Linked DNA regions of Homo sapiens: regions 1, 2, 3 and 4 are each linked to region 5. The links are chromatin loops, found by intact Hi-C in ENCODE. Cell type or tissue: heart right ventricle. All regions are shown on one strand.

Region 1 (5,000 bases), 170 kb before region 5:
AGATGTATGGAATTAATTTGGAGGCGAGGTTCTAGAATGTCTTGGTTTAATGAGCACCCAAATGATTCTAATTCATGCCTGAATCTGAGAACCACTGGCCTAGAGTAGTGGTTCTCAAAGTATGGTGTCTGAGCCAGCAACATTTAACATCACCTAGGAACTTGTTAGAAATGCACATTTCAGGCCCCATCCCAGGCCTGCTGAGTTAGACTCTCTGGAGGTGGAGCTCAGCAATCCATTTTAAGTTCTCCAGGTTGTTCTGATGCACACTGAATGAACCACAGTGGCTCATTCAAAAACCACTTGGGTAGGGCCCTGGAAACTTGAGCTTTAATCCTAGTTCTACCTAATACAGCCTAACAGAATGAATCCTTAAGGAAAGTCTCCTTACTTCTCTCTTCTTCAGCTACTAAAGTTGCTGGGGAGGTCCAGTGCCAGGCGTGGTGGCTCACACCTGTAATCCCAACAATTTGGGAGGCTGAGGCGGCCGATCGCTCAAGCTCAGGAATTCAAGACCAGACTGGGGAACATGGTGAAATCCCGTCTCCATAGAAAATACAAAAAATTAGTCAGGCATGGTGGCACGTGCCTTTGGTGGTCCCAGCTACTCAGGAGGCTGAGGTGGGAGGATTGCTTGAGCCCAGGAGGTAGAGGCTGCAGTGAGCCTAGATTGCACCACTGCACTCCAGCCTGGGTGACAGTTGAGACTCTGTCTTAAAAAAAAAAAAAAAAAAGAAAAAAGTTGTTCTGGATTATTTTGGGCTGGGTACTACAACTTCTATGAATCTCTAAAGTATATTGTAGGAAGATCAGTACATCAGATTAGGTATGTTTCTAAAACTGAAATGGTTAGATTTTGCTTCACAATTCCTGCTGGAAGCTGGTGTCAATTCAGGTATTGATGGAGTCAGGCAGCATGTTCCCTTCCCAAATATTGTAAAGCAAATTGTTTCTCCAAAGTGAAATGTAGTTATACCCACAAGCTTTAAAAATTTAAGAGGGCATCTTCTGGGAAATTCTCAGTTACATAGTCACTGAATTGGAACTGTATGTAATTCCTGCTTCTCTGTTATAACACGTGTAGGCACTAATATATTTCTCTATACTCATTTTGGGGGAAAGAGTAGTCAAGAAGCATTTAACTTTGTGTTTTGATTACTTAGCTAAACAAACTGTTAGCTGTAGGGACTAACTTAGGTGAAATTTATTTTCTTTGAATTATAGACATAGATGATTAATATTACATATTTAATTTTTTAAAGTTGTCTTTAATAAAGAGGCATATAAATATGATTTCATTGTGCCTTAATGTAACTTCTTGACTTAGGGATCATATTTTTAATTTAATATACTTAACATCAATTTTAAGAACCTAAGATTGTCTTATGCTGAGTTTATATAGGAATAGAGTCAACTCCTACATTTAACATCATTTCTGGAGCTGTTAACACTTTATCATAAAAAAACAAGAATTAATAATTGTGCGTGTATATTTGGTAGTATACATAGCTCTAAGCCCTGCTCTCCAGGAAGTCATGACTGCTGATTTAAACATAATAGGTCCATAAATTATAACTGTTAGGCTGAGCTTTATTTTTCATTGTATGTTTTGTAACTGTTTTTGGTTGTTATCTTCAGATTATCTAGTAATAGTCAACAGTGTATTGAGTACTTTGCTCCAGACTGAAATCCTAACATTTTTCTTTTTCAGGACTTGGAAGGAGTAGATATCATCCTAGGTGTCTGCTCTAGTGGCCTTCTGGTTTACAAAGATAAGCTGAGAATTAACCGCTTCCCTTGGCCCAAAGTGCTGAAGATTTCTTATAAACGTAGTAGCTTTTTCATCAAGATTCGGCCTGGAGAGGTACAGAATTTATATTTCCTTCCTCCCAAACCAGACACAGTCTGTATCTGAAATATCTACATTTCCATTTTCCTTATTAAGTCATCTGAGAAGTCTCTCTATAGTTAACTATTGAAGGGCTGATAATTCCGTTTTCTAAGTTGATCAGTCCTGTGATGCTACTTCTTTTCCTTACTACTGGTCTTCTGGACATTTCACTTTTTGTAAGTAAATATACCATTGCAAAAAGTTAAACTTGGACTGATACATTTGTTCCTTGTTTACGCCAAGCAAAAACTTAATGGAAAAATATTTTTAAATTGAGTAGCATGAGATTTTAAAATTATTTATAGGGATAAATTACTCATGTTTGGCATCACCAATCCTTTATCTCATATAATTAAAATTTATTTGTATGCATAGCTTCTCGTGGTTACTGAGAGTGAGTTCTAGGGCCAAGTTCTAGATTTTTAATAAGAGTTGGATGTTCAACTTTGTACCAGTTAATTCATTTATTAGTTGGTTTGGGGATATACTAATGCTGGCCAAATTTAACTTTTGTATTGAAGAGCCATTATGGAATAGCATAAAATTGTTTAAGTAGGAATTAAAGTTTTTTAAAAAGTTCTGACTTCTTTTCTGCCACATACTAAGCAAAAGACCTGGACAAATCTAAGGCTCAGCTTCCTTGTCATTTGGGCAGGATAATACCTTCTCCATCATAGTTATTTGAAGATCAAATGAGATGACAGCTGTGTAAGTTCTATATAGGAAATGATACTAACCTAAGGTGGCTTTTGTGTGTATATATCACCATCTGCTGGTGAATAATGGCTAATTATTTGTGCCTGCAAATTCTGGATGTGGAGCCTTAAAAATCTTGGATAGGGATTACCATAGAAGCATTTATTTTGTACCATAATTATTTTACCTATGCCTAGCACAGAGCAGTCAGTGTCTTCCCTTAAAATTTCAAATTCAAGAGTTATTCAATCAACAAATATTTATTGAGAGCTTTCCTGTGTTGGACACTATTCTAGGGACTAGGAATATAACAGCAAATTAGAATCTCATCCCTCACACACGTTAATATGAAAATGGGAAATCCTTAGCTTCTAAAAATGTAGAATTCTTATTTAGAAGGCAATCAGGAACAACAGGATTTTGAGAAAAAGTATTGTGGCAGCAGTAGATGATTTAGCAGTGGCATGGTATGGTGAAGAGGGTAAAAATCTGGTTCTGTCATTTCATAGCTGTCAGTCTGAGCAAATAACTTCTCTGACCTCAGTTTCTTCATGTCTAAAAATATAGATGATATTATCTAATCATAGTGTTACTGGCAATAGTAGGCACTCAAAATAAATGTCAGTTTCCTTTCCATCTTATAAAATATGCTTAAAGTAGAAATAAAGAGGCAAGAGGTCAGCAGGACAGTGTTTCTAGTAACCCTGGGAGAATATGTTTTGCTTCAGTATAAGAGGAATCTAGATAAATTAATGATCAATCAAAGGAAAAAAGAAATATTTAATGATTCAAGAATCTGAGGAATAAGTTCAAGAGATCTATTGTACAACATGGTGACTATCATTAATAACAATGTATTGTTCTCTTGAAAAATTGCTAAGAGACTAGATTTTAAGTTTTCTCACCACAAAAAAATAATAAGTGTGTCAGGTAATACATATGTTAATCAGCTCAATTTAGCCATTTCACAATGTATACGTGTTTCTTGGGTTTGTTTGTTTGTTGTTTTTTTTTTTTTTTTTTTTTTTTGGAAGAAGAAGTCTCGCTTTGTCACCCAGGCTGGAGTGCAGTGGCGCCATCTCAGCTCACCGCAACCTCTACCTCTCAGGTTCAAGTGATTCTCCTACCTCAGCCTCCTGAGTAGCTGGAATTACAGGCGCGTGCCACCATGCCCGGCTAATTTTTTTTGTATTTTTAGTAGAAATGAGGTTTCACCATGTTGGTCAGGCTGGTCTTGAACTCCTGACCTTGTGATCTGCCCACCTCGGCCTCCCAAAGTGCTGGGATTACAGGCGTAAGCCACCGTGCCTGGCAGGTATACATATTTCAAAACAACATGTTGTAGATGATAAGTATGTACAATTTTTATTTGTCAATTTAAAAAATTGATTTAAAAATCTGGCTTGAACTAAAATCTTTAGCTCCTATTACTAATTTCTATTGCATAATAATATTGATTGATTGGAGGACTTGGTCAATATCCCATTCCCTGTTCATTGAACAGTGTCCCAAATGCAGATAGTGACTAAGGAAAAGCAGTGTCTGGACAATCAAGAGGTGACTTAATTGTGTCTCAGAAAAATGTATAATGAATGTGTGTGTGTTTTCTGGAAAAAAAAAAAAAAGCTTAAATTATATGAGATGCATTCCCTGGCTTTCTTGCTTTGGAAAAAGCCACCCTCAGTGAGTGAATTTCTTTCAGTAAGTAGGAAAAAATTCCAAATGACATTTTATGTCCTTAAATTGGTAACAATGGCCTCTTCTGTGGCACCATATTTCTCTGGTACTGTATCACTGTAATCTGGTACTGTATCACATGTAATACTTCATGTCCCATGTTTATTTGTGTTTTTGTAGCAAGAGCAGTATGAAAGTACCATCGGATTCAAACTTCCCAGTTACCGAGCAGCTAAGAAATTATGGAAAGTCTGTGTAGAACATCACACGTTTTTCAGGTATTATTCTCACTTAAGTATTTTTCAAGGATAAATTATTTATAACGTTTCTATTTTAAGCCTGCTATTAAAATTCCTTTCATTGTATGACTGGCACTCTTTTATTTAGCTCAGGTGAGATCATCTTAAGCAAGACAAAATGAATCCATTTCTCTCCCTTTGGGTTGAAAAGTATGCCTCAACATTTCCAAAGCACCTGTCTGTGTATGGTAGAAGGAAGAGAGGAGTAAGGAATGGGAACCTGTATTTACCAGGGACTCTGGGATTGCATTAATTGTAGCTAAAGTCAGTCCGATTAAGGGGAGTTACCCTCACTTACCTCCACGTGTGATTTTTTTTTTTTTTTTTTTTTTGAGACGGAGTTTCGCTCTTGTTGCCCAGGCTGGAGTGCCGTGGCGCGATCTCGGCTCACTGCAACCTCCGCCTCCCGGGTTCAAGTGATTCTCCTGCCTCAGCCT
Region 2 (5,000 bases), 410 kb before region 5:
TTTCCGTTAATGGAGTCAGGAATCATCAGTAAGTGGTTTTAGAGATTATTTGCTATCTGTTTACAATGCAAAAAAAAAAAAGTTTGGGCTTATGTAATTGCAAAAGTCATAGTCAGGGAGGTAATTATCAAGTGTAACATGAGTGTTCTATTTTTGGGCCTCAGTGCTAGCTCTTCTGGCCCTTCATTCCCTTTGGCTAATGTGATTCTGAGTTGTTTTTGCTGGTTCTCTTCTGTTGGAGGTGGCTGGATGATGGGAGGCGATGGTTGGGGGAAATACAGAGTGGAATATGATAAATCACATTTCTGCTGGGTTTTACTGTTCACAAAGCACCTGTATAGACAGCATCTCACTCGATAGCAATCCAGGAGGGAGGCAGGGGTACCAGTCACAGTTATTGATTGGAAACAACAGAAACCAATTCTGGGTAGTTTAAGGAGAGAAGGAATGGATTGGGAGGTTATCAAACAGCTCACTGAGTCAAAGGGAAAACTGGAGAACTAGGGTTAGAAAACAGGCAGGAATCAAAGAAGGCTTGTGTAAACCCATGTTTTTTATAGTGTCTTTGTTCTGCAGCTTAACTATTTTATGGTTAAGTTTGGAAATGATCAAGACAGATTTTTTTTTTTTTTGAGACACAGTTTCACTCTGCCATCTAGGCCGGAGTGCAGTGGCACGATCTCAGCCCACTGCAACCTCTGCCTCCCAGGTTCAAGTGATTCTCGTGCCTCAACCTCTCGAGTAGCTGGGACTACAGGCATGCACTACCACACATGGCTAATGTTTGTATTTTTAGTAGAGACAGGGTTTCACCATGTTGGCCAGGCTGGTTTTGAACTCCTGACCTCAAGTGATCCGTCTGCCTCAGCCTTCCAAAGTGCTGGGATTATAGGCGTGAGCCACTGCGCCAGGCCTCAAGACAGATTTTTAAAATCTTCCTTAAAGGAAGAGATAGTATGGACCTTGATGATGGAAAGTAATTTGACCAGCAGAGAAAGGAGATTTCAGGAGAGAATCACTGGGTGAGCGAAGGCAGAAAGGTCAGAAAGAATGTTGAGAGTACAGCTGGGGTTCACAATTTGTGCAAGGGAGAAGGGGGAGAGACAGCTGGGGAGGTAGGTTGAGGCTACATTGTGCAGAGCGTGCTTCCGGGATGAGTTAGTACTTAAACCCATGGCAGTAAGGACCCACTGGAGGTTTGTGAGTAAGAGAATGAGATTTGCTAGTTGCACTTTAGGAATAATAACCTGGTACCTATGAGAGGCAGGAGAAGCCTGGACTGAGGCCAGCTGACGTAGGGAACAACAGTGTCAGCCGTACCAGAGAGACTGAGGGGAATGGAAACCAAGAAAGCGCTTTGGGGCCTGGGTCCTTGGCAGCCACAGAGGAGGCAGCATCAAGAGTGTGCTGGGGCTGAGGCCAGTTTGCGAAGTGTTAGGGACTGACTGGGTGATGAGGAAGTGGAGTTTCGGACAGGTGAGGACAAAGATGTCAAGTGCCAGCTCCCCACCCCCTGCCCTAGCCTGCCACTGCCCTCAGCTATTTCTGGGCTTCCCATTCCCCACCATGGCTGCCCCCTGCCCAGAGCTGAGCTGCCCCTCTGGAGCCCTCTCCTTTAGCCTGGCTCCCCAGCTGCACATGGACTCTTAGCATCTGAAGAGACTTTAGATGAGAACGTGGAGTCTTGGGGAAAGGAAGGGAAGGAACTTGCTGAGGACACACAACCAGGGAGACACGGTGCCAGCAACGAAGCTCCGTCTCCTCTGTTCTATTAGGGCTCTTCTCTCCAACCCTGGTGTACACATGTCATATATATGAGATACATAAATAAATATTATTAATGTAAATGAATAATTAATAATTTAATTATGTGCATGTAAATAGTTTATTTATATAATTTATTGATATAAATAAATACAATAAACAAATATTTATTTATTTATCTTAAGACAGGGTCTCCCTCTGTCACCCAGGCTGGAGTGCAGTGGTGCAGTCTTGGCTCACTGCAACCTCCACCTCCCGGGCTCAAGTGATTCTCCCACCTCAGCCTCCCAAGCAGCTGGGACTACAGGCGGTGCTACCACACCTCGCTAATTTTTGTATTTTTTGTAGAGATGGGGTTTTGCCATGTTACCCCGGGCTGGTCTGGAACTCCTGAGCTCAAGCGATCCACCCATCTCCACCTCCCAAAGTGCTGGGATTACAAGTGTAAGCCACCGCACCGGCCTAGGGTGTAGTATTTATATGAGAGTCTCCGTTCTATCTCCCTACCCTGTATGGCCAGAACCTGGACCCTGGCTAGTTCCCTGCCATTCTCCTAATGCATTTCCCCACCCTGGGACTCTTCCCTTGCTCTTCTCACCCTCACGTCAGATGATCACTTCAGTGGCTCCTCATGGATTAGAAAGATGCACATAGTTGCCAGGTGTGGTGGTTCACACCTGTAATCCCAGCACTTTGGGAGGCTGAAGTGAACGGATCACTGGAGGTCAGGAGTTCAAGACCAGCCTGGCCAACATGGCGAAACCCTGTCTCTACTAAGAATACAAAAATCAGCCGGGCTTGGTGGTGGGCACCTGTAATCCCAGCTACTTGGGAGGCTGAAGCAGGAGGATGGCTTGAACCCAGGAGGTGGAGCTTGCAATGAGCCGAGATTGCGCCACCGTACTCCAGCCTCGGAAGCAGAGCGAGACTCTGTCTAAAAAAAAAAAAAAGAAAGAAAAAGAAAGATGCATATAGTCAACCAAGTAGCATTTCAGGCCTCTGCAGTAGGGCCTCAACACAATTTTGCAATCTCACCGCTAGTCACTCCCAGCTGGGCAGTCATCAGGCAAGCAGAAGCTGTAACTTGGGGGTGCCCAGGAGAAGTGCATGCCACCTCCTGGGCACTTGAAGCCACCTGCCTGGCAAACAATTTCCCACCCCCGCTGCCATTCATATTCTCCTTAGACTTAATTTGCCCTTTTTATTCATAATGTAGCAGGGATGGGGAAAATCCTATTTATTTAATTAATTTATTTATTTTCAGATGGAGTCCCTGTCGCCCAGGCTGGAGACAGTGGCACGATCTTGGCTCACTGCAACCTCCACCTCCCAGGTTCAAGTAATTCTCCTGTCTCAGCCTCCTGAGTAGCTGGGATTACAGGCACCCGCCACCACGCCCGGCTAATTTTTTGTATTTTTAGTAGAGACGAGGTTTCACCATGTTAGCCAGGCTGGTCTTGAACTCCTGACCTCAAGTGATCTGCCTGCCTCAGCCTCCCAAAGTGTTGGGATTACAGGCATGAGCCATCGCGTCTGGCAAAAGTCCTATTTTAAAAACCTGCCTGCAATGGTAGAATTTGTTATGTATGTTCAACTAAGGAAAAAAAAAGCTGCCTGGCAGCATTGCATTTTCTATATGCAGCCAGATTCCATCCTGGTGGAAAACTGCCTATTTTTGGACAACATACCTACTTGGCCTTCTCGTTATGCAATGCAAGTCCCAGAGTGAATGTGGTGGGAGAAATTGAGGCCAAAAGAGCTAAACTGCTTTGCACAATGAGGTAAAGGGCATCTTTCTGGGTGGAAAGGTTGTTTGGTTATTAGTAGTTTTTGTCGTTTGTTTGTCTTTGGTTGCAGATGTTGTTGTGGTTTTCTTTCTCTGGAAGATCCGGGAAATGGGGTGGGGCAGTTTGGGCTCAGCGAAGAAAGGGCAGGAACGGAAGAGCTTGATGTGAGCAGGGAGTCCTCCGCTGACATGAGGGTGGGAGGCTGGGGGGACAGCAGGGTCTCTGAGGAGGGGCTTTTGGATATCAACATTTGAGTTTTCCTGTAAGACGTCAAGCTGTCAGCAAGGCTTGTTAGCTGGCACCCCTGGAACTGGCCTGTGGCACACATTGCCTTGGGGAATGAAGGGAAGAATAGCAACTCCCTCTCTGGGCAAAGGTGACTGTGACTGTGACCGAGAGCCTTGTAGCAACTTGATTAAGGCCTGGCATGGAGTTGGGAGGGAGAAAGGTGGGAGCGGACACTGCCTTGTTAACTTTCCTGGACTTGAGAGCAACCGGGACGCAGCTCTGGGTCTGGTAGGCAAATGGCCAGGCGTGAGCTCTCTGGAGAGAAGGACAGGACACTTGGGGCCGCTCTCACACTTGCTATGGAAAGAGACAAGGGTGAGGGGAGAGAGAGAGTAGGAGGGAGACAGAGAGATGGGCAACTCTTGCAAGTCTCCCTTGGCGCTGTCTTCATTTTCATGGCAGCTTAAAGTGCGAAATGAATCACGTTTCCAAATGCAGTGGACGAACAAGTCCCGCTTCTCTCCTGTCTCTCTCCCATCCCCTCTTAGTGAGATGGGACCTGCCACTTGGCCACTTCCGCCAGATTGACGGCAAGGATTTATTTATGTATGTTGCAAAATGAAAATAACTTTGCTGGATTTGTTTTTCTGCTTATTGTAAAAGATTTAGACAGATGCACAAAGATATTTTAAAAAGTAAACAAAATCACATGCTGTTCCCTCATTCAGAAATAGCCCCTGATGGCGTCTGGGTGTCAAGCTTTCTCCACTTTGTTTTCTTGTGCATTCGTATGCCGGTCACCCAGAAGTCAGCCGGAGGTTTTAAGATTGAAAGAAGATGGGTTTGAACCCTTCCTTCTGTGCCCAGTGGAAATTCCAATTCCCTCCTCAAAACTTGCTTGTATTTCCAGGGGGCTTACATGGGCCTGGTTATCTCTGAGCCCTACTTCCCAACTCTGCTGAAATTTTAGTCTCTGCTCTGCATCCTTTTGATGGCTGGGGTGTGTAACTCCCAGGGCAGCACAGCCTGGTGTTAACTGAGACCTAGAATTTAGGAACTTTCCTCCATTTCCAGAAAAATATGCATTCATAAGAAGCTGTGTGCGGCTGGGCGTGGTGGCTCATGCCTGTAATCCCAGCACTTTGGGAGGCCGAGGCGGTCAGATCACCTGAGGTCAGGAGTTCGAGACCAGCCTGACCAACATGGAGAAACCCTGTCTCT
Region 3 (5,000 bases), 420 kb before region 5:
CCAGATCTGTGTCTTTCTACCCTGAGGCAGGGAGTCAAGAAAGCCAACAGAAAGCTGCCCAACAACAACAAAAAGGAATATGTCAGTAATTATTGGCGCATAGAATTTCAAGATTACAGTTTCTACTCAAATTCCAACTCCTTCTGCTTCACTAAAGTGAAAGAACACTGATGTGGGAGTCAGAAACGTTGGATTCTAGGCCAGGATCCACCACTACAGAGCTCTGACCTGTGACAAGCAAGTCGTTAGGCTTGGCCTGTTTGGGAAGTGAGGGACCTGGGCTGCATGATCTGTGAGATTAACCCACTCCCATCAGCATGTCTTGTGAGCTCCACTTCCAAAATAAATCCCCACATCGCCAGTGTTTCTCCACCCCCATTGCTGTCACCCTACCCATGCCATGGCATCAGCCTCCTTCCCAGGTTCAAGCGATTCTCCTGCCTCAGCCTCCTGAGTAGCTGGGATTTTTTTTTTTTTTTTGAGATGGAGTTTCGCTCTTGTAGCCCAGGCTGGAGTGCAGTGGCGCAATCTTGGCTCACTGCAACCTCCGCCTCCTGAGTTCGTCATTCTCCTGCCTCAGCCTCCCAAGTAGCTGGGACCACAAGCACCCACCACCACACCCGGCTAATTTTTTGTATTTTTTTAGTAGAGACGGGGTTTCACCATGTTAGCCAGGATGGTCTCGATCTCCTGACCTTGTGATCCGCCTGCCTCGGCCTCCCAAAGTGCTGGGATTACAGGCATGAGCCACCACATCCGGCCCTGTAACATTATTTTAAATCATGTAATACTCATACAATGGATACTATACAACTGAACAAAAGGTAAGAATCCATGTATTGATATAAAATGCTTTCTGGCCGGGTGCAGTGGCTCACGCCTGTAATCTCAGCACTTTGGGAGGCCGAGGCAGGCGGATCACAAGGTCAGGAGATCGAGATCATCCTGGCTAACACGGTGAAACCCCGTCTCTACTAAAAAAATACAAAAAATTAGCCGGGTGTGGTGGTGGGCGCTTGTGGTCCCAGCTACTTGGGAGGCTGAGGCAGGAGAATGGCGTGAACCCAGGAGGTGGAGCTTGCAGTGAGTCGAGGTTGCGCCACTGCACTCCAGCTTGGGCGTCAGAGTGAGACTCCATTTCAAAAAAAAAAAAAAAATGCTTTCTAAGATATATTGGTAAGTGGAAAAAACCCAAAGTACAGCACAGAGTGTATAAAATACCACCATTTGTATAACAAGAATGAGGGAGAGAATACATTTGCTTGTACATGTATATGTTATATCTGGATGGCTACAGGGGAAACTGATAACATTGCTTGCCCTATGGGGGCGCACTAGGCGGCTGGGGTAAGAGTGGGGAGCTTTTCATTGTGCATCCTTTTGCATTCTGGATCACATTATGTACCACCTATTAACAAGAAATACTTAAAAGTTGTGTACTTACTTTGTTTTCTCTCTCCCTACAGAGAACATAAACTTCATGAGAGTATACACCATTTGCTTTCTTGTTCACTGTTACCCCCTCAGCATTTAACACAATGCCTAGTACCTAATACATGCTCAATGCTTATCTACAGAATGAATAAATGAAAGTGAAGGTCTCTTCCAGCTCACTTCAAGAAGGTATGAAATGGATTCCAGGACCCAGCCATTCAGAGGAACTGAGAGAGATGCTGAGTTGTTTTTAGTATGGTGTACTGTTTTTCTTAATTGTTATCTTTTTTTTTTTTTTTTTTTTTTTTGAGACGGAATCTCGCTCTGTAGCCCAGGCTGGAGTGCAGTGGCGCGATCTCAGCTCACTGCAACCTCTGTCTCCCCAGTTCACACGATTCTCCCGCGTCAGCCTCCTGAGTAGCTGGGATTACAGGCGCACACCACCACACCCGGCTAATTTTTTTTGTTTTTGTTTTTGTTTTGAGATGGAGTCTTGCTCTGTTGCCCAGGGTGGAGTGCAGTGGCATGATCTCAGCTCACTGCAACCTCTGCCTCCTGGGTTCAAGCGATTCTCCTGCCTCAGCCTCCTGAGTAGCTGGGATTACAGGTGCGCGCCACCATGCCTGGCCAATTTTTGTAGTTTTTTTAGTAGAGACAGGGCACCATATTGGTCAAGCTGGACTCGAACTCCTGACCTCGTGATCTGTCAACCTCAGCTTCCCAGAGTGCTGGGATTATAAGCATGAGCCACTGTGCCCCACCTTTTTTGTAGTTTTTTAGTAGAGTTTTCACTCTGTTGGCCAGACTGGTCTTGAACTCCTGACCTTGTGGTCCGCCCGCCTCGGCCTCCCAAAGTGCTGGGATTACAGGCGTGAGCCACCAAGCCCGGCCGTTGTTATCATGTTAAAAAAAAAACATGACAAAGGGCCGGGTGTGGTGGCTCATGCCTGTAATCCCAGCACTTTGGGAGGCTGAGGCAGGCAGATCACTTGAGGTTGGGAGTTCAAGATCAGGCTGGTCAAAATGGTGAAACCGTCTTTACTAAAAATACAAAAATTAGCCGGGTATGGTGGCAAGTGCCTGTAATTCCAGCTACTCAGGAGGCTGAGGCAGGAGAATCGCTTGAATCCAGGAGGTGGAGGTTTCAGTGAGCCAAGATCGCCTTACTGAACTCCAGCCTGGCGACAGAGTCCCCCAAAAAACATCACAGGAGAATGTGTAGAGGGTGGATATGGAGGACAGGCCTGGTCACAGATGCACTTCCCAAGTGAGAGTCTTAGTAGCCAAAATAGCAGGGCAATGTCGTGCTCAGACTATACCCCAGTCATGGCCTCTGGGGTGGCAGCTTTAGATATAGGCAAAGCCACCCCATTTCCTGTGGCCTCAAAACATTCAGGATCATAGCTCCCATAACATTCCAGTTCCTAATGTGTCTTCTGCTCTAAATTCTAAATTCCCTGAGGTCAGGAACTAGGTCTGTCTGGCTCACCAGATAACCTGAGTTTGGCACAGAAGGAACAAAAGAACGAATGAATGAAAGAATACAAGGAGTTGAGAGAACTCCAGAAAAGCCAGAATCAGTAGCTGTCATACCCCATCTTGCCAGGAGGTGGCAGTACAGAAGTATTTTCTGAGATGGCTGCTCAGCCTGAGCCTTGCAGTCTGGGCACAGAGTCCCGTTTTGACCCGGGGAGGGAGTGGAGTTGGGTGATTTTTGAAAAATTTATTACGGGCTTATAAGAAGAGGCACAGCGGCCGGGCGAGGTGGCTCACGCCTGTAATCCCAGCACTTTGGGAGGCCGAGGCGGGCGGATCATGAGGTCAGGAGATGGAGACCATTCTGCTTAACACGGTGAAACCCCGTCTCTACTAAAAACACAAAAAAGTAGCCGGGCGACGTGGTGGGCGCCTGTAGTCCCAGCCACTCGGGAGGCTGAGGCAGGAGAATGGCGTGAACTCGGGGGGCGGAGCCTGCAGTGAGCCGAGATTGCGCCACTGCACTCCAGCCTGGGCAACAGAGCGAGACTCCGTCTCAAAAAAAAAAAAAAAGAAGAAGAAGAAGAGGCACAGCTGGGTCAGGGAGACTGCAGCCCCACAGAGACACCAACGCTATATGGGAAGACAAGTGCTATTCTGGCCCTTAGGAGCCCTGAGGAAGGAGGATTAAGTTTGAGGCATTTGGGGAAAGTTCACAGAGATGACATTTGAACTGGGCCTAAACATAAGGAGAATTTATCCAGTTGGAGGACATTCTGGGTAGAGGTAACAGACTCATGGGAAACTGGGGGAATGATGAATTGTCAAGGATGGCTGGGTTATCCTGAGTTTGGTGGGAGATTAAATAAAAAGTTCTGGTGAGACCTCACTTCTTGTTTTTTTTGTTTGTTTGTTTGTTTTTTTTTTTGGAGACAGAGTCTCCCTCCGTCACCCAGGCTGTGCAGTGGCTTGATCTCGGCTCACTGCAGCCTCTGCCTCCCAGGTTCAAGCGATTCTTGTGCCTCAGCCTCCCGAGTAGCTGGGATTACAGGCACATGCCACCATGCCTGGCTAATATTTGTATTTTTAGTAGAGATGGGGTTTCACCATGTCGGCTAGGCTGATCTCAAACTTTTGACCTCAAGTGATCTGCCTGCCTCGGCCTCCCAAAGTACTAGGATTTCAGGCATGAGCCACTGAGCCCAGCCTCACATTTTTAATGAAAGGACAACATTCATTCTTCTTTTCTTTTTTTTTGAGATGAGGTCTGGCTCTGTCACCCAGGTTAAAGTGTAATTGCGTGATCTCGGCTCACTGCAACCTCTGCCTCCCAGGCTCAAGCAATCCTCCCACCTCAGTCTCCCAAGTAGCTGGACTACAGGCACCCACCACAACATCCAGCTATTTTTTGTATTTTTTTGTAGATATAGGGTTTCATCATGTGGCCCAGGCTGTTCTGGGAATTGGGATTACAGGTGTGAACCACCATGCCTAGGCAATGAAAGGACAACGGTCTTATGAAATTAATGCAATGCATACAGAAGGGTCTGAAGAAAGTTATTCAATTGAGATTTATGTGTCAGGCATATAGTAGAGGCTCAATAAACTTGAGTGAATGAATCATGAATTCTAGGTGGTTTCTTTGCTAAATCATAGGTCTTTGCTGATACTTTAAGAGTGTTTTCAGGCTGTGTGTGGTGGCTCATGCTGTAATCCCAGCACTTTGGGAGGCCAAAGAGGGGGGATTGCTTGAGGCCAGGAGTTTAAGACCAGTGTGGGCATCAAAGTGAGACCCCCTGACTGTATAAAAATTTCAAAAATTAGTCTGGGCTGGGCGCAGTGGTTCATGCCTGTAATCCCGGCATTTCGAGAGGTCAAGGCAGGCGGATCACTTGAGGTCAGGAATTCGAGACCAGCCTGGTCAACATGGTGAAACCCCATCTCTACTAAAAATACAAACGTTAGCCAGGCATGGTGGTGAGCACCTGTAATCTCAGCTATTCAGGAGTCTGAGGCAGGAGAATCACGTGAACCTGGGAGGCAGAGGTTGCAATGAGCCGAGATCATGCCACTGCACTCCAGCCTGGTGA
Region 4 (5,000 bases), 160 kb before region 5:
AATGGCTGCCACTTAATGAGTTCCCCCCACAAAATGTTAGCTATCATTAAGATGCTGTTTTTCTGGCTGTAACATTTGTATCATCTGGAACCATGCTACTATATTCTGGTTTGTAGATGTATGCAGACCCTCTCATGAGATATGTAGACCATTGTACAGCAGCCATAGTCACCATTTGGAAGTTCCCTACTAATTGAGCAAGTATTTCTTTCCATGATGTGAGGAAATTTTATAATAGAATGTGAAAAGATCATTTTTACAATGTTCCTCTTGGTTTCATAGTTTAGTCATCTCTTGTGCTAGGTAATGAGCTAGGTGCAAGAGATATTATAGTGAGAGTCCCTGCCCTCATTCAATTCTTAACCTAATGGAGGATATTATAATATTCATCATAGTGGAAGAAACAAGGCATTATGAGAGCATATGTCCTTAATTTAGAGGAATCAGGAAGGGGTCAGCCACATTTGGAAAAAAGATCACCTAAGCAGTAGGACTTTTGTGCTTCCATACTGTGAGTCATGCTTTTTTGTTTTTTTTGTTTTGTTTTGTTTTGTTTTTTTTGAGACAGAGCCTCACTCTGTCACCCAAGCTGGAGTGCAGTGGCACAGTCTCAGCTCACTGCAACCTCCGCCTCCAAGATTCAAGTGATTCTCGTACCTCAGCCTCCCAAGTAGCTGGGATTACAGGCATGTGCCACCATACCTGGCTAATTTTTGTATTTTTAGTGGAGATGGGGTTTCACCATGTTGGCTAGGCTAGTCTTGAACTCCTGGCCTCAAGTAATCTGCCTGCCTCAGCCTCCCAAAGTGCTGAGATTATAGACATGACACCCCCCAACTTTTTTTTTTTTGGTGTTTTTCTACTCTCCTGAGGGGCTGTTTTAATAGTAACAATACAAGGCATGTTGCATGCTTTGTCTTAATCTTCATGAAAACACTATGAACTAGGCTTGGAGATTAAAATGACTTTTCATAAGACGTGACATCTGGTAAATGGAAGTGCTAAGAGTGAAATTCAGGTTGGTTTAACTCCAAAACTCATGTTCTTTCAGATACATATTTATTACTTTGTTCAACAATTTTTCCTATGGGCCAGATGGTATTCCAGTCACTAGAGATACAGCCGTGAGCACACAAACATAGTCTCTGCCTTCATGGAGCTTACCTTCTGTCATTGGAAACAAAGAAGAATAAAACAAAATAATTTCAGATGGTGATGAATGCTGTGGAGAAAATAAAACAGGATGAGGGATATAGACTATCTGGGGATGGGGGAAATTAAGGAGTATTTCAGATTGGATGGTCCAATCTAATTTAGAAGGCTTCTTTGAGGAGCTTCATTTGAGCTGAGACCTGAATTATGTGAAGGAGCCGGCCATCTCAAAATCTGGGGAAAGAGCCTTGCAGAAGAGGGAGTAGCAAGTACAAAGTCCTGAAAGTAGGAATGAGCTTGCCATGTGTCTAGAGCAGTGCTGTCCCATGGACCTTTCTGTGCTGATGGAAATCTTTCATTTTGTGATATCCAGTTCAGCAGCCAATAGCTGCTAAGCTAAGAACTTGAAATGTGGCTATGTGCCTGAGGAACGGAATTTTAATTCCAATTTAAATAGCCACATGTGGTGTGTAGCTCACATATCAGACAGCATAGGTCTAGATTCCAGAAAATGAAGGGGCGAGGAGTACAAAATAAGTGAGGTCGGAGAAGTAGGTGGGAGCCAGATTGTATAGGGCCTTGTGGGTCACAGTAAAGAGTTTAGATTGTATTTCATTTGCACTGGGAAGCTATTAGAGGGAGTGATGCAATCTGAATCCCATTTTTAAAAGATCGCTGACAGCTGAATAGTCCATTGAAGTGTCAGTGAAAAGCAGGGCGAAGGCTGTTGCAGAGTCTGGGACAGCCTGGACTTGAGTGTTGGCAACAAAGACAGGGAAAAGTAGTCAGGGATACATTTGGAGATAGGGCTGACTGAATTGCTGACAAATTAAGTATTGGAGATGATAAGGAAAAGAAACTCAAGTTTTATTGCTTGGCTTAATCATTTAGTAGAATGAGAAAATCTGGGAGAGTAGCAGAGTTGGGGATATGGAAAATAAAAACTCCTACTGTGGATAAGTTAAGTTTGAGGCATAATCATTTAATCTTCATGTCTTTGCCATATTCAGATAACAATATCAGGCATCTCCCTCCTTGTCCAGTAAATCACCTTACTTCTAGTTTACCTTATGTGTGGGGAATTATCTTTTTATCCCCATTTTTCAGGTGAGAAAACTGAGGTTGGAAAGTTTAAGTGACTTGTTCAGCATCTCACAGACAGTAAGTTGCAAACTATGACAAAAATCCAGGTCTGTCTGATAGCATGTTCCATGGCTTTCCTTGCTAAATGGAGTTTCATGGTTATATAGATACTATGCCTGATGTATTGTCTTTTCCTGATAGCAAAGATAACCAAAGAGTCAAGTGTTAATGAGCTTTGGTACCTTGAACAAGTTAGAAAGCTTTACAGAAATCACATCTTGACTGCCTTATTACATTTATATTCTGAATTTTTTTTTAAGATGTATGGTCTTAACTTTTCATGGTAATTACCACAGTTCTTGCTACAGTGTATTTAATAAATAAATATTGGCTGGATGTGGTGGCTCACACCTGTAATCCCAGCACTTTGGGAGGCTGAGGCGGGCGGATCATTTGAGGTCAGGAGTTCGAGACCAACCAGGCTGACATGTTGAAACCCTGTCTCTACTAAAAATACAAAAATATTAGCCAGTTAGCTGGGCATGGTGGCACATGCCTGAATTCCCAGCTACTCAGGACGCTGAGGCAGGAGAATCGCTTGACCCCAGGAGGCAGAAGTTGCAGTGAGCTGAGATCGCGCCTGCACTCCAGCCTGGATGACAGAGTGAGACTCCGTCTCAAAAATAACAATAAAATAAAATAAAATACCATTCTTTCCCTACTGCATTCCAGTGTCACCTTTGTTATAAATCAGGTGACCATAAATTTGGGAGTTCATTTCTGGTCTCTCTAATCTCTTGTATTGATCTTTGTGTACCCTTGTGTCAATACCACACTATCTTAATTATTCTAGCTTTTATAAGTGTTTAAATTCTCTAACAATATTCTCTAAGATTATCTTGGCTATTTTTAGCCCTTAGCGTTATCTTATATATTGTAGAATCAGATTTTCTATTTCCACTAAAAAAGTCTTAATACTTTTATTGGGATTTAGTTGATTATATGGATCAGTTTGGAGATAATTGGTATTATAATATTGAGTCTTCTGATTCACAAACATGCTATAACCCTCCTTTTGTTTGGGTTTCCTTTAATTTCTCTCAGTAATGTTTTGTGATTTTTGGTGTAGGTAACTTGTGCATCTTTCATTAGATTTATTCTTACAGATTTGATGTCATTTGCTATTTTATATTAATATTATTAGATAGGGTCTCACTCTGTCATCCAGGCTGGAGTGCGATGGAGCGATCACAAGTCACTGCAGCCTCAGTCTCCCAGGCCCAGGTGATCCTCCCACCTCAGCCTCACAAGTAGCTAGGACTACAGGTGCATGCCACCATGCCCAGCTAATTTTTTTTTTTTTTTTTAGAGACAGGGTCTTGCCATGTTGCCCAGGCTGGTCTCAAATTCCCAGGCTCAGGCAATCCTCCCACCTTGGCTCCCCAAAGTGCTAGGATTACAAGAGTGAGCCACCACACCCAGCCATCGTTTGCTATCTTAAATGGTATCTTTTGGTTTTTGGCTGGTTGCAGTGCCTCATGCCTATAATCCCAGTACTTTGGGAGGCCAAGGTGGGAGGATCGCTTGAGTCTGAGAGTTCAAGACCAGCCTGGGCAACATGGCAAGACCCTGTCTCTAAAAAAAAAAAAAAAAAAATTAGCTGAGCATGGTAGTGCACACCTGTGGTCCCAACTACATGGAAGGCTGAGGCAGGAGGATCACTTCAGCCTAGGAGGTTAAGGCTGCAGTGAGCTGTGCTTGTGCCACTGCACTGCAGCCTGGGCAACAGAGTGAGACCCTGTCTCTAAAATAAAATAAAATAAAACAAAATAAAATAAATGGTATCCTAAATTTTTTATTTTTTGTTCAATTGTTTTGGTACATAGAAATACAATTAATTTTTCTAGTTTGACCTTATACTCAGTAATCTTACTAAAAAAATTTTTTTTTAATTTAATTTTATTTTTTTTTTGAGACAGAGTCTCACTCTGTCACTCAGACTGGAGTGCAGTGGCACTATCTCGGCTCACTGCAACCTCTGCCTCCTGGGTTCAAGTGACTCTCCTGCCTCAGCCTCCTGAGTAGCTGGGATTACAGGTGCACGCCACCACCATGCCCGGCTAATTTTTTGTATTTTTAGTAGAGACGAGGTTTCACCCTGTTGGTCAGGCTGTTCTCGAACTCCTGACCTCGTGATCCACCCACCTCGGCCTCCCAAAGTGCTGGGATTACAAGCGTGAGCCACCACACCCAGCCCTAAAAAATTTATTATTAATTTTAATGGTTTATCTGTGGATTATTTGGGGTATACATTATTGTGTACTCAACATCAACTGAAAATAATGATTGTTGTATGTCTTCCTTTCCATCTCGCATTTTTAATTTCTTTAATTGCTTTGTTGCTGGCTAGAACGTCCAATGTAATGCTGAATACAAGCATTAATAACTATCATCTTTCCCAATTTTAGGGCAAAAGCTTCAGTATTTCATCAAGCTTCCTTATATGGTATTTTCTTTATCATATAAGGAAGTTGTCATTCTAGTTTCCTACACATTTTAATTGTGAATTAGTGTTACTTTTATCAAATGCTTTTTACTTCATCAGTTGATATAATAAAATGATTTTTCTCCTTTTTATGTTAATGTGGTATATTATTTTTACTTTCAATTTTTAAACGACCTAAGAATTTTTGGAGTAAGTTCGAATTGGTCGTAATACTCTTTTCTTTTTTATTGTTTTAGGATTTCTACAACTATTTTCATAA
Region 5 (5,000 bases):
CAGTGCCCAAATAGCTGGATGACTTTGGTCCTAGTTTCCACTCAACATTGTGCTGACCTGGACTTGGCTCGAACTGGCGATGGGACTCAGTCACTTGATGGTCCTCCCAGCTAAAGACCTGGAGAGCTCTGGCGAGCTGGACCTGCAGGCCCAAGGGACTTACGCTAACTGCCGCAGCAGCTCTGTGGAGCTTTTCCCACCAACACAGTTGAGAGCAAGCCGTGGCTGGGGCATGTCCTGGAAAACAACAAAAGTGCAGTGAGGGAGCATCCCCGCTCTACATATGGGGTCTGAAGCTTGCCCAAGTGCTGTGTTAAAAGGAGGGAGTAAATGAGATGTTTATGCCTTTGTTTGCGTGCACGTACTTATGTATATGTGTGTGTGTTTATGCCTTTGAACTCACCTTTTTCTCTGCTTAGGAAGTGTCTTTTCTTTCTTTTTTCTTTTTCTTTCTAAGACAGGGTCTCGCTCTGTTACCCAGGCTGGAGTGCAGTGGTGCAATCATGGCTCACTGCTACCTTACCCTCCTGGGCTCAAGCAATCCTCCCACCTCAGCCTCCCAAGTAGCTGGGACTGCAGATGAGTATCATGATGACCAGATAATTAAAAAAAAATGTTTTTTTGTAGAGACAGAGGTCTCACTATGTTGCTCAGGCTAGTCTCAAACTCTCAGACTCAAGCAATCCGCCTGCCTTGGCCTCCCGAAGTGCTGGGATTACAGGCATGAGTCACCTCATCCAGCCAAGAAGGGCCTTTTCTGTAGCAACTTAATCCTGTTGTCCATTTTAGGACCTGGCAGAACTCATCTTCTCTGGGAAAGAATAGGCAAAGGGCATCTGCATGCAGTTTGGTGGGTTTCAGCTCCCTGTGTGCCCCCCTTTTCAGTTCTTTGACTCAGCTGATATTATATATGCTGATCTACTGCTTCAGAAATGTTCGCAAGAAGCGCATGCTCTTGAGTGTGTGTCTTTGGTTCCTCCAGATGGTTCAGTGAAAAGGGGCTGAGGGTCTGGTCACTTACTAGGCATGTTGTGGGGTGGAGGTTCTGGAAGGTTAAGAGGCTTTGAGTTCGGAGAGACTGAGGCCAGCTCTGACTCTCTGGAGCCCTTATAAACTATATGATTTTGGTTAAGCATTTCCTCTTTTCTGAGTCTTAGTTTCCTAATCTGTAAAACAGATAACAGTTCCTTTGAAAAGCTTTTGTGGAAATCATCAGATAAAATGTAAGGCAGGTGGTTGGGAAAGGTTACTTCTTTTCTTTCTCTTTCTGTGTCTCTGTTTCCTCAGGTCCTCTCCTGCCAGTTCTAAGAGTCACACATGTGGGCTGATGCGGCCCACCACAAACGTTTAAACTGCAAGTCATACTGGGTTTCCTAAACTCTGTTTCTCATGCCTCCCTCCCAGCATCTGGGCACTTAATGCGTGCTGCCTGCCGCCTGGCTAGGGGGAATGGGCTTTAACCAACCAAGAGGCAAAGGGAGGTTTCCAGAGAGGAACAATGGGGCCAGTCCCCAGTTTCTCTAATGCATGTCAACTTTCTTCAGGGAGATGTGCGTGGACTGGAGGGGCAATGTCCCTCTTCCTAGGTACCTTAAAGAAGTTTTTCATTTCGGGCCTTCTTAGCTCCTCTTCTGTGATGACATGCTCAGCCCCCAGACTCTTCAGTCTGTCACTCAGCTTCTGGATATCAGGTCTGGAAACCAAACATAGGTCCCTGGTCACATCTGCCAGCTTTTTCCACCAAAGCCCCCCAGGACCTCTCTGCCACAGCTGGGAGAACCCGTGCTTCTTTTTGCAGGAAGCTGGGATTAGGTTTAAGCCAGGCTTGAGCAGGGACCAGCCACCTAATTTCATGCAGCTTCAATAGCTCTTGGCTGTCTCCTCACTGGCAACAGAGTGAGACTGGGTGGTTTTCACAGGCCCTGACAGCTCAATAGTGTTAGAAGCCATCTGTGCCCAGGGAGAAGTCACTTAACTTCCTGATTTCTTCTACTGAAAGGACAAACTCCACTTCCCCCCTCTTTTCAAGTGGTTCTTCAGAGTGTTGGACATACACAGTCTAGACCAGGAGTGGCTCTGGGTCTCTTTGGTTAAGGCAAATGGAATTATTTTTGCGAGTACAACTGAGGAACTGAAGCTGGTGTCGATTATACTAAGAGTGGGCTTCCATGACAGCCACAGCCACATTCATGGACAGTGAGGCCTAGAGAAACTGGACGATATGATGGAAAGAGAGTAAGTGAGGAAACCGAGTCTATTACTGACTTGCTGTGTCTTCCAGGGCAAGCTGCTCCCTGAAACTTCAGTTTCCTCATCTGTAAAAGACAGATGACAAACCTGCCCCTGTCTCCTTCACGTCTGTATTTAGCGCACTTCCAAGTACCACACAAAAGCAAGGGTAAAGGGGCCTTGGGTTAGACAGTTCACAGAAAGAATAATACAGCTCAAATCATTCCCAAATATCAACTGGGGTTTTGAAAACATGAGGTTATCACAAGCCAAGAGTCTCAGAAAGTCTTAGCTATTCAGTAAGGGCAGTCTCCACCTCCTTCCTGCCCTCTCTTTACATGTCAGATTCACTCATCCTATCGCCAAAAGCCAGCTGGACTTCATTTCTTAGGACTGACTCATCTGTTTCAGCCGCCAACTGTTAGCGATGCCTAAAGCCAGTTTATGCTTATGCAAGGGCGCCCTCTGGTGGACAACTGGGCACCGCAGGGATGGGAGGTGGGAAAGACCCAAGACATGGTCTGGGATGAAGCCTCCTTCCCCACGCACCTGTCTCGGACCACATTGATGGTTCTTAGGCCCAGGGCTGCGGCGATCTGGATGACTGCTTGCCCCACTCCGCTGTTGGATGCATTCTGGATGACAGAATCCCCTGTGGAGCCAGGAAGAGAACCAAATCAAGCCCTGTATAGATCTGCAATAGGTCAAAGGCTCCCAGCCGGGGATCCTTCTGTAGGCAAGGGAGTCCTCAGGCTCAACAGGGACCCAGGACCTGGCTGCTGAGTCTTCTCAGACCTTCCACTGTTTCTCACTGTTCTCCTAATGCCTCCTAAACTTCCACAACACTCACGATGCCTCCCAGGACTTGGCAACTCAGCATCTACACTGGATATAATTTAGACCCTGCCCTGCTATGTAAAATATTTTATAGCCTTCGTCATCCTCCCAACTTTTATGTCCTCAAGTCTTTACTTAGGTTATTTCCTTGGTTTGCAATGTTTCCCTCCTTCTCTCTTCCTTCCTATTGAAATCCTGTAGATCCTTTGAAGCGCAGCTCAAGTGCAGCCTTCATGAAGCCTTCCTGGATTGTTCCCTCTATGTGCTCCCACAGTGCTCTGTGGGCATCTGTATTAATGCACATACCACGGTCTGCCCCATCTTACACTTCATTGTATATAGGTCCATTTCTATCAACAGCTTGCAGCTTCTTGAGAGGGAAGGGTCATGCCCTATTCCTCTCTGCAGTGTTTAATAAAGGTGCACTGCCTTGAAATGGGATTACAGCTGCGCTGGAGAAACTGGCAGCCCCTGAAACAGGGTCCTACAGTTCTGTGGCAAAGCCCAGGTTTAGCTTTGGACCTGGCCATTGGGGAAGGCGGTGTGACATGCTGGGAAAAATGTGGGCTCTGGAATGAGACAGATCTGGGCATGAGTCTCAGTTTCACCAATGATTGTAACTAAACAGACAGGGCAAGTCATGACCTCTGTGAACTTCAGTTTCCTTCCCTTAAAATATAATCCCAGCTACTAGGGAGGCTGAGGCAGGAGAATCGCTTGAACCCGGGAGGTGGAGGTTGCAGTGAGCTGAGATCGCGCCACTGTACTCCAGCCTGGGTGACAGAGCGAGACTCCCTCTATTAAAAAAAAAAAGTGCCCCCGATTAGAGTCAAATGCATCGTGTCCGGGAAAGTGCTTTGTTGAATTTGAAATGCTATCTGGTTTTTGAGAGGCAGCAGGGATCTGTCACACAACGGGCTGAAACTAGAGATAGAGGACTTCCTGGAAGAAGAATGCCCACTCGTCTTCACCAGGGGTCAACGTACAGGTTGTCACCCACCAGTGGATTATGAATCAATCTAGTTGGTTGCAAGCACCTTTTTTTTTTAAAGTTAAAATTGAGAAGAGAATAAAAAATAACAGAGTATGTCACACATAGTAAGGGTATTTCACGAAACTTTGGTTTCCATTATATATATATTCCTATTTGTATAAACTGATCACAATATAAAATGTAATTCTTACCATGTGTCAAGATCCTAAGTTTATTCAACAGTGATCTAGTTCAGGCCATATCAGCCTTGAGGCAGGAAAGTGGAGAGGTGTGCAGTGGGTACTTAGGGTGGGCAGCGTCGAAATGCCTAGATCTGTTACTACAGCTGCAGCCTAAATGGGAGGTGGCTTTAGGGCATGGGATGCAAGCAAACAAAGTGTCTGCTGCACTAGGACTCCAGCAAAGGTCCCTGGTCACAGCCACTGGCTTTCTCCACCAAAGGCTCCCAGGAACCATCTGCCATAGTTGCAAGAAACCTATATTTCTCTTGTGGGAACTGGCATCGGCTTTCAGCCAGGCCTTGGACAGTGGCTGGGCACCATGTTTCATCACACTCCAACAACTGTGGGCCTCAGTTTCTTCGCTGGTATGAGAGGTGGCTTGGGTGAGTTCTACAGCCACTGCGGCTCACGGATGTGCATGGATGTGCATGGTGTGCAGAGGCAGCCCAGGAGGTTAATGCCCTTAGGGCGACCCTTAAACAATGGGGTGTGAGAATTAGTGGAAAACTGGCCCAGCCTCTCATCATTCAAGGGTTAGTTTTTGTTTTGTTTTGTTTTGTTTTGTTTTTGAGATGGTGTCTTGCTCTGTTGCCCAGGCTGGAGTGCGGTGGTGCAATCTTGGCTCACTGCAACTTCCGCCTCCCGGGTTCAAGCGATTCTCCTGCCTCAGCCTCCTGAGTAGCTGGGGTCACAGGCGCTGCCACCACGCCGGGCTAATT

Evidence for each region. Peaks named below come from ENCODE experiments on the same cell type or tissue, not always from the same donor. Only the 100,000 strongest peaks of a DNase experiment are listed, where the experiment ranks them.
Region 1: a loop joins it to region 5, with 8 times the contacts of the local background. A loop is called at or near these places in 77 of 110 quality-filtered maps.
Region 2: it touches region 5 in a loop (4-fold over the local background); 63 of 110 quality-filtered maps call a loop at or near these places.
Region 3: a loop joins it to region 5, with 6 times the contacts of the local background. A loop is called at or near these places in 65 of 110 quality-filtered maps.
Region 4: it touches region 5 in a loop (6-fold over the local background); 76 of 110 quality-filtered maps call a loop at or near these places.

Annotation. Positions count from the first base shown.
Region 1 is chr1:29,031,382-29,036,381 of GRCh38, forward strand. EPB41 (erythrocyte membrane protein band 4.1) reads left to right here. Exons shown (of 21, transcript NM_001376013.1): 9 at 1,712-1,864; 10 at 4,445-4,542. Among named protein-coding and RNA genes, the nearest start is that of TMEM200B, 90 kb to the right of the region's middle. In heart right ventricle, a CTCF peak has its summit at 2,666 (motif pointing left); no DNase peak of the experiment used is centred here.
Region 2 is chr1:28,792,903-28,797,902 of GRCh38, forward strand. No RefSeq gene overlaps it. Among named protein-coding and RNA genes, the nearest start is that of OPRD1, 17 kb to the right of the region's middle. In heart right ventricle, no CTCF peak of the experiment used is centred here; no DNase peak of the experiment used is centred here.
Region 3 is chr1:28,782,232-28,787,231 of GRCh38, forward strand. No RefSeq gene overlaps it. Among named protein-coding and RNA genes, the nearest start is that of OPRD1, 27 kb to the right of the region's middle. RefSeq lists an enhancer at 3,515-3,564. In heart right ventricle, CTCF peaks have their summits at 3,037 (motif pointing right) and 3,239; a DNase peak (open chromatin) is centred at 3,070; H3K4me3 peaks cover 578 bases.
Region 4 is chr1:29,041,936-29,046,935 of GRCh38, forward strand. All of the region lies in intron 11 of EPB41 (erythrocyte membrane protein band 4.1), which reads left to right. Among named protein-coding and RNA genes, the nearest start is that of TMEM200B, 79 kb to the right of the region's middle. In heart right ventricle, no CTCF peak of the experiment used is centred here; a DNase peak (open chromatin) is centred at 1,885; H3K4me3 peaks cover 408 bases; H3K27ac peaks cover 1,026 bases.
Region 5 is chr1:29,200,353-29,205,352 of GRCh38, forward strand. It overlaps MECR (mitochondrial trans-2-enoyl-CoA reductase), which reads right to left. Exons shown (of 10, transcript NM_016011.5): 5 at 2,779-2,881; 6 at 1,591-1,693; 7 at 164-237. Among named protein-coding and RNA genes, the nearest start is that of SRSF4, 21 kb to the left of the region's middle. RefSeq lists a silencer at 2,680-2,769. In heart right ventricle, a CTCF peak has its summit at 2,715 (motif pointing left); a DNase peak (open chromatin) is centred at 2,669; H3K27ac peaks cover 1,212 bases.